Linked DNA regions of Homo sapiens: regions 2 and 3 are each linked to region 1. Evidence: chromatin contacts called from ENCODE Hi-C or POLR2A ChIA-PET data. All regions are on one chromosome and are shown on one strand. Each heading gives the region's core, a stretch centred on a gene start or an enhancer-like site at or near the end of the contact. The rest is flanking DNA. Distances are from core to core; before and after follow the strand shown.

Region 1 (3,734 bases), core at 528-3,027:
TTAATCATAAGCAGTGGAGCTTAATCAAGGAGAGGGTGGAGGGAGGCCAGGGAGCTTCAGAAGCGGGCAAGCTCTCAGCTAAGTCTCAAGCCTCTAGTCCAGCTCACGCTAAAGTTCTGGGATGGGGAAGAGTTAAGGAGGTAAATTTTGTTGAGTTGGAAAACTAAACAATTGGGTCCTCTAGAGGATAACATGCTTGGAAATGTTTTGTGGAAAGACTCTTCTGGTGCCTCTGTGAAGAAGGGTCTCCAGGTTTCAGATAACAGCACCTCTCAATCTGGTTCTCATATGGAGAGTAAAGACAGACAGCTTGGGCTCAGTCCACAGACTCAACTGCCCTCTGCAGAGTGGACCATGGATAGGACTCTGGCTTGGTCCTTGGCCTTGTGGAATTACACTTTATTTGTATCCTACAGGAAAAAAAAAAAAGATTAAGACTCCCATAGAGGAACACCAAGCACAGACATGGTCTATCCAGGATACTCAAGGAAGCAGGAGCTGTCAGGCAATCCAAGCCAGGGCAGGACTTCTCATGGTACAGTACTTCATGATTCATTATTTCATTTGAGCCTCCCAACCATTCCATGAAGTAGTTGTTAATTATTTCTTTCCCGCCTCGAATTTTTAAAAAAATAAATGAGGAAACTAAGGCTGGAGCAAGGGGAGTGACTGCTCAAAGCCACTCCATTGGATGGCCATCAGAACTGGAACTTCAATCCAGGTTTTGTCTTAGGTAAATTCTGTGCCTCTTTCACTATAGAAAAAAAAAAATTGCTAAGGGAAGGCTTCGTGGAGGAGGAGGTGCTTGAACTGCCCAAGTGGCAGGGCACTAAGTGCCGAAGGGTGACCAGGCCTCTGGGCAAAAGCACAAAGATGCTGCACAGCAAAGCCAGTTAAAGAAACAAAACACGGTTCCGGGAATGTGCACTGCTTGAGGACAGGAAGGACCCAGATCCTAGAATGGGGCCTGGGGCTCAGCAGGCGCTGGATAACTGAAGAAATGGCTGTCTGGAACACAGATTTTTCTATAGAGGAGTAGTGGCGGTGAGGCTGCGAAGGCGGAAGATGGAGAGGCTTTCACACAAGGAAGGCGGTGGAGGAGGAGCGAGGGGGCTCCCGGGTGCTTGTGCGGACATAAGGTGCGAGAGAATCAGCTGGAAGGTGGGCTCCAGCAGAGAGAAGAGGAAGGCCAGAAGTAGACCGGGACAGGGGGAGGAAAGGACAGAGTCAAGGAACATTTAGGAGTTCGGTTCCCGGAGGCCTGGCGACACCCTGACGGGGAGGGGTGACGCGCACCCATTTGCAGGCAGAAAGGCAGGAGCAGGGGGGTGTCCGAGGATGGTGGCTCGGAGGGACCAGGCATAGGTGGTGCAAGCTCAGCAGTCACTCAAGGGGTGGCATGCGGATGAGGGAGGCGCCTCCCGGACTGGGGGACCGGGAAAGGCATTAGCAACCTGCCAGAACCCGGTTAACAAAGGCAGGACTACAATTCCCGGCATGCTCGGGCTCGGTGGGGTGACGGCGGGCGGTGGCTGCGCTGCACCCGACTGGTGGGCGCAGGACCTGGGTCGGCACCGGAGCCTGTCATCCCGGAGCGGTCGGCGGGGGTGCAGAGACGGCGATGCGCCCCTGTCCCCCGCACCCGGGCCGCTCCGGGCTCGCGCCTCCCGCCCCGCGGCCCCGCCCCCTGCCCCACCCCAGTCGGGAGGCTTAGCTGGGGCCGCAGCGCGGCGGCAACATCACTCTCGCTGCCGCTGCTCCGCCCCATCCCCTTCTGTTTTTCTCTCTCATTCTCCAGTGGCGGCGGCGGGGAAGGCGGAGGCAGAGGCAGCAGCAGCCGCGCTGGCTGCAATGAATGATCCCCCAGCTTGGGGGGAGGACTCCAGGTGAGCCTCTGCCCTCGGGAGGCCCGGGACCCCCGGCCGCCCACGACCGGCAGCCCACGCTATGGATCCCTAGAGGAAGGAGGAGAAGACAGCTCGCCGCCCACCCCCATCCCATTTTCCTCTTCCTTTATCTCATTGTTGCCGAAGCTGTTTACGGCAGCGCTCCCTCTGCTCCTGCATGGGGCGGGCTCCGGGCACGGCTGCTCGGCAGGCGCTGCTCCCGCGGCGACTGGGGGATTCTGCCTAATTCACCTCCCAGCCGGTGCAGAGAGGACCGGAGAGCGGTGGAGGCCCGGACTGCAGCAGCGTTGGGGCCACCTCCCAGCGTCCCCACCCTAGGAGGCTGCATGCGGATTGAAGAGCTGCGCCTGGGGGCTGGGCCGGCCCCGCTGATCCCGACCTAGCGAGCAGGATAGCAGGACCGCCCAGGCTGCGGAGGGGCTCGGGGGCAGGAAGGTCAGAGCAGCAAGATGGCCAGTAAGACCAAGGCCAGCGAGGCCCTCAAGGTGGTGGCCCGGTGCCGCCCCCTCAGCAGGAAGGAGGAGGCTGCTGGTCACGAGCAGATCCTGACCATGGACGTGAAACTGGGCCAGGTGACCCTGCGGAACCCCCGCGCCGCCCCGGGGGAGCTGCCCAAGACCTTCACCTTTGACGCCGTGTATGATGCCAGCTCCAAGCAGGCCGACCTGTATGACGAAACCGTGAGGCCCCTGATAGACTCCGTGCTCCAGGGTTTCAATGGCACGGTGTTTGCCTATGGCCAGACGGGCACTGGCAAGACCTATACCATGCAGGGGACCTGGGTGGAGCCCGAGCTGCGCGGGGTCATCCCGAATGCCTTTGAGCACATCTTCACCCACATCTCCCGCTCCCAGAACCAACAGTACCTGGTCCGGGCCTCCTATTTGGAGATCTACCAGGAAGAGATTCGAGACCTGCTCTCCAAGGAGCCGGGCAAGAGGCTAGAGCTGAAAGAGAACCCCGAGACTGGCGTCTACATCAAGGACCTCTCCTCCTTCGTCACCAAGAATGTCAAGGAGATTGAGCATGTGATGAACCTGGGGAACCAGACCCGGGCTGTGGGCAGCACCCACATGAATGAGGTCAGCTCCCGCTCCCATGCCATCTTCATCATCACTGTGGAGTGCAGCGAACGTGGCTCTGATGGCCAGGACCACATCCGAGTGGGCAAGCTCAACCTCGTGGACCTGGCTGGCAGCGAGAGGCAGAACAAGGCAGGCCCCAACACAGCGGGAGGGGCAGCCACACCATCCTCGGGTGGCGGTGGTGGCGGTGGAGGCAGTGGTGGTGGTGCTGGTGGAGAGAGGCCTAAGGAAGCCTCCAAAATCAACCTCTCATTATCTGCCCTGGGCAACGTGATTGCTGCCCTGGCGGGCAACAGGAGCACCCACATTCCCTACCGGGACTCCAAGCTGACCCGGCTGCTCCAGGACTCCCTGGGGGGGAATGCCAAGACCATCATGGTAGCCACACTGGGGCCAGCTTCTCACAGCTACGATGAGAGCCTCTCCACCTTGCGCTTTGCCAACCGAGCCAAGAACATCAAGAACAAGCCCCGGGTGAACGAGGACCCCAAGGACACACTGCTGCGGGAATTCCAAGAGGAGATTGCCCGCCTGAAGGCCCAGCTGGAGAAGAGGGGGATGCTGGGGAAGCGGCCCCGGAGGAAGAGCAGCCGCAGGAAGAAGGCCGTGTCCGCCCCGCCTGGGTACCCTGAGGGCCCAGTGATTGAGGCCTGGGTGGCAGAAGAGGAGGATGACAACAACAACAACCACCGCCCGCCCCAGCCCATCCTGGAGTCAGCCTTGGAGAAGAACATGGAGAATT
Region 2 (3,734 bases), core at 823-3,322, 290 kb before region 1:
GAGTGAGCCACCGTGCTTGGCCCAGTTTTTTTTTTTTAAGCTAGAGAAGAATCGGCCGGGCGCAGTGGCTCACACCTGTAAGCCCAGCACTTTGGGAGGCCGAGGAGGGCGGATCACGAGGTCAGGAGATCGACACCATCCTGGCTAACACAGTGAAACCCCGTCTCTACTAAAAATACAAAAAAAAAAAAGAAAAAAAAAATTAGCCGGGCATGGTGGCAGGCGCCTGTAGTCCCAGGTACTCGGGAGGCTGAGGCAGGAGAATGGCGTGAACCCGGCAGGCAGAGCTTGCAGTGAGCCGAAATCACGCCACTGCACTCCAGCCTGGGTGACAGAGCGAGACTCCGTCTCAAAAAAAAAAAAAAAAAAGCTACAGAAGAATCAGTCAGGATACAGAAGAAAAAGAAAAATCATAAAGGCATATTACTAAGAAGTCAACAGAAGAGAGGTGATTATAGCTTACAGTGTCAAGTGCTATAAAGTACAGAGACAGAGGACTGAGAAAGGATCAGTACATTGAGCAATCATAAAACCATTATTAAGAGAAGATTCTAAAGTATGGTTTCTGTAAAACAAAGGGAAAATGGAAATAATGATTATACAATTAGACAGAGGAAACTAATAATAAGGAAACAGAAACAACTGCTCTTTCACTCATGCTTGAGGTATTGCAGGAAGAAAAAAAAAACAAACATAGAGTTAGAATGGACAGAAAGGTCAACTGAAGGGTTTCTCCAAACTAAGAAAGAACTGTGGCTGGTTGAAGACACAAAGGCAAAGTGTCAGTGGAAAATGAAGAGATAATGCCTTACATGTTATGAAACAGCAACACATTTAATGATTCTCAACCAAATTATTCATCCAGCCTAATCTTATTTAACTACATCTAATTTTACATTTTTACTTGGTTTGCACATGAATCTTCAGGTGTCTTTTAGGCTTCTTTCTAGGTAAATATCTACATAATCTGTTCAGCTACCCTTATACAAGTTCCTAAGGCAATCATCAAATATATGTATTGTGTTTAGGCTGATCAATCGAGTCCTGTGGCTAGCTAAGGTAGCATTAAAGTATACTGTCAGGCTAAGACACTGTTAGGCCTGCAAAATAAAGATTGACAATATTCATAAGCTGCTTAAATTTGTATAGTACAGATGGCTAAAATAAGAACAAATTGCTATTTTATGTGTAAAAACTGGAGAAAGTGCCTTTAATGAAATAAGAACGGAAATGAAACTGCATTTACTTACGTAAGCGCTGCTCTAGCCAAATCATGTGGCATCAGGTCTTTATATCTGGGGAACGAAAACCAGTAATTTAAACCAAAACCCTAGAGCTTCAATGAAAAATTTTCATTCTATTTGAAATACCCAGAGATCATCAAACACATGCTGCTACAAACACACTTAACTTTACTATCCAAGGCAGTCCATCATTTCAAATGAAGAAATAGTGTGACTTCGCTATTTGTCATCCTTAAAAGTCTAGCAAGCCTTAACTCCTCCTGAGCTTGCTAAGAATCGAACAAAAATGTTGTCCAACACCTTAATGTTCAGTATAACATATGCTAAATTTTCTTTAAAGTGAAGCCCCACCTTTGAGGTCTCTTTTCCTTTAAACATTTTATTTTAAAAGTATATTATTTATTTATTTTGTAATGCCTACAGGGCTACAGGTGATGTATTAGGACTTTTGAAGAAACTTTTTGCTTTTAAGTAACTTGAGATTTACCAAAGAATTGGAAAGAGGCCAAGCATGGTGGCTCACACCTAGAATCCCAACATTTTGGGAGGCTGAGGTGATATGACTACTTGAGGCCAGGAGTTCAAGACCAGCCTGGGTAACAGAGCAAGCAAGACCTTGTCTCTTACAAAAAATATTAAAAATTAGCCAGGCGTGGTGGCATGGATCTGTAGTCCTAGCTACTTGGGAGGCTGAGGTGAGAAGACTGCTTAAGGCCATGAATTTGAGGCTGCTAGGATCACACCACTGCACTCCAGTCTGGGCAGCAGAGCAAGACCCTGTGTAAATACATAAATAAGAATTGGAAAAAGAGAGCAGAGTTCCTCTTTCCCCCTGCTGTTTTTTTTTTTTTTTTAAGACGGAGGTTCGCTCTTGTTGCCCAGGCTGAAGTGCAATGGCGCAATCTCAGCTCACTGCAACCTCCACCTCCAGGGTTCAAGCAATTCTCCTGCCTCAGCTTCCCGAATAGCTGGGATTACGGGCACCCACCACCACGCCCAGCTGATTTTTTTGTATTTTTAGTAGAGATGGGATTTCACCATGTTGGCCACGCTGGTCCTGAACTCCTGACCTCAGGTGATTTGCCCGCCTTGGCCTCCCAAAGTGCTGGGATTACAGACGTGAGTCACCGCGCCCAGCCTTCCCCTGCTTTTTCTAATACTGACATCTTACATAACCATGATATACTTATTAAAACTAAGAAATGAACATTGGCACAATACTATTCACTAAGCTACTACCTATCTGAGTCTCACCAGTTGTTCCACTAATGTCCTTTTTCTGTTCCAAGATTCAATCCAAGATACCATGTTGCATTTAGTTGTCATGCCTCCTCAGTCTCCTCCAATTTGTGACAGTTTCTCAGTCTTCCTTGTCTTTCATGACCTTGACACTTTTGAAGACTGGGGTTATGGATTTAGGGGAAGAATATCACAGAGGTAAACTGTATTTCTCTTAGCTTCGTATCAGGGGGCACATGATATCAACATGACTTACTACCAGTGATGTTAAAGTGATGATTTGGGTCAAGTGATGTCTGCCAGTTTACTCCACTATAAAGTTACTATTTTTTCCTTTCTTATCTCAATTTGTTAGAAGTGAGTCACTAAGTCTAGCCCACATTCTGAGGGGAGAATTAAGTTCCACCTTCCAGTGGCAGGAATAACACAGACTTTGCGGACGTATGTCGAAATCATCATAGTAATTGATAAATATTTTGGGGGAGATTCTCTGAGACTATGCAAATATTCTGTTTCTTCTTAGCATTTCACCTAATTTTAGCATTCATTTGTAGATCTCGCAGCAAGTATTATGTGGTATTCTAATGGTTATTTTTCTCATTCTTTATTTATTTTTATTTTTTGAGATAGGGTCTCACTCTGTCACTCAGACTGGAATGCAGTGGTGCAATCACAGGTCACTGCAGCCTCAAACTCATGGGCTCAAGCAATCTTCCCACTTCGGCCTCCCTTGTAGGTAGGACTACCGGTGTCTGCTACCACACCCAGCTAATTTTTCATTTTTAGTTTTTGCAGAGATGGAGTCTCACTTTGTCCATGCCGGTCTCGAACTCCTGGCCTCAAGCAATCCTCCTACCTCAGCCTCCCAAAGTGCTGGGATTACATGTGTGAACCACTGTACACAGTCCTCCTATATTTATTAATCAAAATTCTTCTGTAAGGAAGACTTGTTCATTCTTTCTCATTTATTTACTCTTTTTTTTTTTTTTTTTTGAGACAGAGTCTCACTCTGTTGCCCAGGCTGGAGTGCAGTGGCACGATGTCGGCTCACCGCAACCTCTGCCTCCCGGGTTCAATCGATTCTCCTGCCTCAGCCTCCTGAGTAGCTGGGATTATAGGCGCCTGCCACCAAATCCAGCTAATTTTTGTATTTTTAGTAGAGAAGGGGTTTCACCATGTTGGCCAGGCTGGTCTCGAACTCCTGACCTCAAGCGATCCATTCACCTTGGCCTCCCAATGTGTATTTATTTA
Region 3 (3,734 bases), core at 525-3,024, 260 kb before region 1:
GCGCCACTGCACTCCAGCCTGGACAACAAGAGCAAAACTGTCTCAAAAAAAAAAAAAAGTTGTAAACAAAACAAAACAAAAGAAACAATATATAACAGAGACCAAAGTGATCCTGCAAATCCTGAACTATTTACTGTCTGGACCTTTAACAACAACAACAAAATTTACCACTTCTGACCTAAATAATAAGTGTTACACGCAGTTAGGTGTTGAAGAAAGCATTACATGGGCAGGAGGCAGGCTCTGAACTGTAAAAACCTTGTAAGATTATCAAGAATCCTTTTTGCAATTTATTCAGAAGTGGTCAGGTCATCCAGTTTCTGCTTAAAGTGCTCACATGATGAGCACTCACTATGCAACTTGAGCTTTAAACAGAAACCTCTCTACTCTGTCTCTATACTCATTTCAGTCTTAACTTCGATGCCCCTTGTTTCCTGTCCTGCAGAGCTGTCAGTCTGGCGAGTAGTGAGACTCAGACTTATGTCTGAATGCTAGGTCTGTCACAGACTAGAAAATGTATATATTCTGAGCTTCCCAAACTTCATCTAGAAAATGCAAATGATAATAATTTGGGGAATGTGAGGACTAAACAAAAAGGTATGAAGGTGACCAGAGCACAGCAGGCTCTCAATGTGACTTCCTTTTGAAATCAATCACTTTATTCCAGGACTCCAGCCCATCATTCCAGCACAAAAACAGCTACCATGCAATGAAGAACTCTTCACTAGGAGTTAGTAGACTTAGGCTCCAGTCTTATTTCTACTACATATGGCCATGGGTAAAATCACTCTCTCTGATTCGTAGGCAGTTTCTTCACCGCTTAAGTGAGCTGAGGTGTGAACGACCAGATAGATAATCATCCAGATCGGAAAACCCCCGAGAGCGCAGGATTATCTGGATAACGGAGCCGGATGGAGGATTGTCTCCGTTCCTCCCACACTCAAGCCCCGAAAGGTCACCTGACCTAGTCTTATTCTTTACAGCAGAAATCGGGCAAACCCATGGCGCCGTCCACAATCTCTATAGCCGCCGACCTGGGTACAGGGGAAGCAGGCGAAACAACACACACTTCTACGCAGACCAGGGTTACATTAAGGCCGACGCCCACACACGCCCACACACACCCACACACACACACACACCCCCACACCCCCAGACTTCGTTAACTTGTGATGATAAATTAGGGCGCAGGTGACACTACTGTCCCGAACTTCAGCTGGAACGCTAGTCCAAGTCACTGTCCTAACTGCAGCTAGCACTGCCGACCTTGTCCGAGGAGTTTCCTTCCGCTCCCTCAACTCCCACTTTCCCAGGGAGGGGAGGGGGCCGGGGGCACCGGCGACAGTTGCGGGGAAGGAAGTGGAATCTCGCCTTTGGGAAAGCCCGGGCGGAGAGCTGAGGGCTCGCCGTCTCACCTTGGCTGACGTCCGCGAGGACTCCCTCTCGGAGCAAGGTTCAGGTCCAAGTACCAAGGCTCTGCGGGACCAAGGGGCGGGTCCTGCCCAGAAAGGGCCCCTCACCCCGCGGGCGGTCAGGGCCGTTCTTGAGGGCTGCCCTCCGGCCGCCTGACTGGAAAACCAGGCACTCCACCCCCTCCTCTCCGGGCCCCCGTCCTCCCCCGGAGAATACGACCTTTCGGCCATGTTAGCCAGGAGCGAGGGGCAGGGCTAAGGGGCCGGCGGCCACTCGGCATCTGGGTTTTAGTCAGGCAGTGCTCCAGGCGCCTGGCTGCCAGGCTACGGGAGAAAAGTCCTCCGCTCGGCCGCACCCGTTAGAGGCGCTCTCCACTGCTGTCCTCTTCAGCTCAAGATGGTGGCCTGCCGGGCGATTGGCATCCTCAGCCGCTTTTCTGCCTTCAGGATCCTCCGCTCCCGAGGTGAGGCCTGGCCGAGGGCATCCCAGACCTCCGGGCAGAACTCCTGCCGGGACTGGGGTGGCCCCGGAGCCGCGTCTCCCTTTCGCTGCCGCCTGCCCCAGCCCGGAGACGCAGCCCTCTGTGGGGATACTGCCCTGGGACCCGGTTTCCCGTGACCTTCTGAAGAGACTGTCACTTCCCCTCTCACGACTCCTGCGGCGATTTCAGGCTTCCTAACTCCCCAACTTTCTGAGTCTGGTGCCACTCGTTCTGTCACCTTTCCGCGGGTCTCTTGCGTCGCACTTCTGGGCTCACGCCCCTCATATTTTCTTGATCCGGAGTTCCAGGAGAATCGGGATCCATTCTGTCGCATCTTTGTGGCTCCACAGCACCTTGCCCCGCAACAAGAGCTGTCTTAAAAACAGCACCTTACCCCGCAACAAGCGCTGTCTTGTATGGGATTAATCAGCCTTGCAGATCACTGCCCCTCCCTGCTCCGTTCCCTCAAAACCATTTTTGTGCTTACTACCCCAATCAAGTAGGGAGCTCAACTCTTGCAGTTTCAGTAATGTCAGTGTGAACGTATAGTATTTTGAATTTCAGCGGGAAGTTCTGCAACTTACTGGAAGACACACTTTAAAAATACGCTAATACCTCTACCTTAAGCAATAAAATGTTAGATCGTTCTGAGAACGATTTGTAATCTGATGATTCCCAGTCAGCCTGTATTAGCTAGTGTTTTTCCTTTTCAAACTGGCAGTGAAAGGGTTAAAGTGGGTGGTTGTAGGAAACGTTGCATTTTCTTTCCATCCCAAATCTGTAAAGTCAAAAGTGGACAACGTTTTATTGCATGTTGTGCTTAATAAGTTACTTAACTAGAAATTTTAACTTTTAATTTAATTTGTAATATGAATTACCTCTCTTCCCTCTTCCGGAACCGCTGAAGTAGTATGCTTTTTTTAGACAAGTAGCTGAAATCCCTTACTGTAAGGGGATTTTTTTAATGATTGAATATTTTTCTGCTCCCTTTTTTCAACAGCTGTTTTTAGTCTCCACAAAACTGTAGCATGTATTTGCCAATTATAACATAAGCACATTATAGAACATTGAAATGCTGTAAGGATTGAGGAAAGAGATGAAAAAAAAACGAATCACCCATTGTCTTACTACTCATATGCTTACCTACGGTTAGCCTTCGGTTATGTTTCCTTACAGGTTTGGTGGTTTTTTTCCCCTATTTTCACAACACTTTTGAAAAGTAACGTGTAATTTTTATCTTACCCCTGCATTGGTTTGAAGGTATTTCTTATGGATCGGCAGCTGATGTCACTCGGAAGTGGTAGCCAGGGCACGTGGTTCTAGTCACTAGCTGTGTTACTTTGGACAAATGCCTTAAACTAAATGGGCTTTATTTTCCTCATCTGCAAAATGAATGATTGAGATGATGGATTTCCTTTGCATGAGAAGTAGCATGACAGAGCAATTAATAAACATTGTTTGGGCCGGGTGCGGTGGCTCACGCCTGTAATCCCAGCACTTTGGGAGGCCCAGGCGGGCGGATCACGAGGTCGGGAGATCGAGACCATCCTGGCTAACACGGTGAAACCCCGTCTCTACTAAAAATACAAGAAATTAGCCGGACGTGTTGGTGGGCGCCTGTAGTCCCAGCTACTCGGGAGGCTGAGGCAGGAGAATGGCGTGAGCCCGGGAGGCGGAGCTTGCAGTGAGCCGAGATCGCGCCACAGCACTCCAGCCTGGTCCTCCGTCTCAAAAACAAACAAACAAACAAAAAAAACATTGTTTGGAGTCTGACTTCTGGGTTTGGACCTGGCTCTGCCTTTTACCCTCTGATGACCTTGGGCAATTAATTTCTGTGTTT

The links. Hi-C counts contacts between places; a loop is a spot of excess contacts on that map. ChIA-PET counts read pairs that join two places held with the same protein, here RNA polymerase II (POLR2A). Pooled maps may share reads with other maps.
Region 2: a pooled map shows a loop between it and region 1 (2.3-fold over the local background). The contact joins the enhancer-like site here to the promoter of KIF3C in region 1. A Hi-C loop is called at or near these places in 2 of 50 pooled maps. POLR2A ChIA-PET finds 5 or more read pairs at or near these places in 4 of 52 experiments (HEK293T, WTC11, endothelial cell of umbilical vein and 1 more).
Region 3: a map of B cell shows a loop between it and region 1 (22-fold over the local background). The contact joins the promoter of HADHA here to the promoter of KIF3C in region 1. A Hi-C loop is called at or near these places in 7 of 168 maps with a recorded cell type or tissue (B cell, CD4-positive, alpha-beta memory T cell, CD8-positive, alpha-beta T cell and 3 more), 1 of 37 single-sample maps with no recorded cell type and 17 of 50 pooled maps. POLR2A ChIA-PET finds 5 or more read pairs at or near these places in 7 of 52 experiments (A673, B cell, H1 and 4 more).

Annotation. Positions count from the first base shown.
Region 1 is chr2:25,980,540-25,984,273 of GRCh38, reverse strand. KIF3C (kinesin family member 3C) reads left to right here and starts at 1,777. Exons shown (of 8, transcript NM_002254.8): 1 at 1,777-3,734. The coding sequence starts at 2,357. RefSeq lists silencers at 1,529-1,698, 1,839-1,998 and enhancers at 1,988-2,497, 2,498-3,006, 3,516-3,734.
Region 2 is chr2:26,267,514-26,271,247 of GRCh38, reverse strand. It overlaps HADHB (hydroxyacyl-CoA dehydrogenase trifunctional multienzyme complex subunit beta), which reads right to left. Exons shown (of 16, transcript NM_000183.3): 5 at 1,251-1,295. Among named protein-coding and RNA genes, the nearest start is that of HADHB, 24 kb to the right of the region's middle. Within about 2 kb of position 2,072, at least 3 of the 41 ENCODE cell types and tissues checked have a DNase peak (open chromatin) inside an H3K27ac peak, as active enhancers do.
Region 3 is chr2:26,242,672-26,246,405 of GRCh38, reverse strand. It overlaps HADHA (hydroxyacyl-CoA dehydrogenase trifunctional multienzyme complex subunit alpha), which reads left to right and starts at 1,774. Exons shown (of 20, transcript NM_000182.5): 1 at 1,774-1,876. The coding sequence starts at 1,810. HADHB (hydroxyacyl-CoA dehydrogenase trifunctional multienzyme complex subunit beta) reads right to left here and starts at 1,467. Exons shown (of 16, transcript NM_000183.3): 1 at 1,416-1,467. RefSeq lists enhancers at 1-439, 1,298-1,397, 1,252-1,932, 3,418-3,734.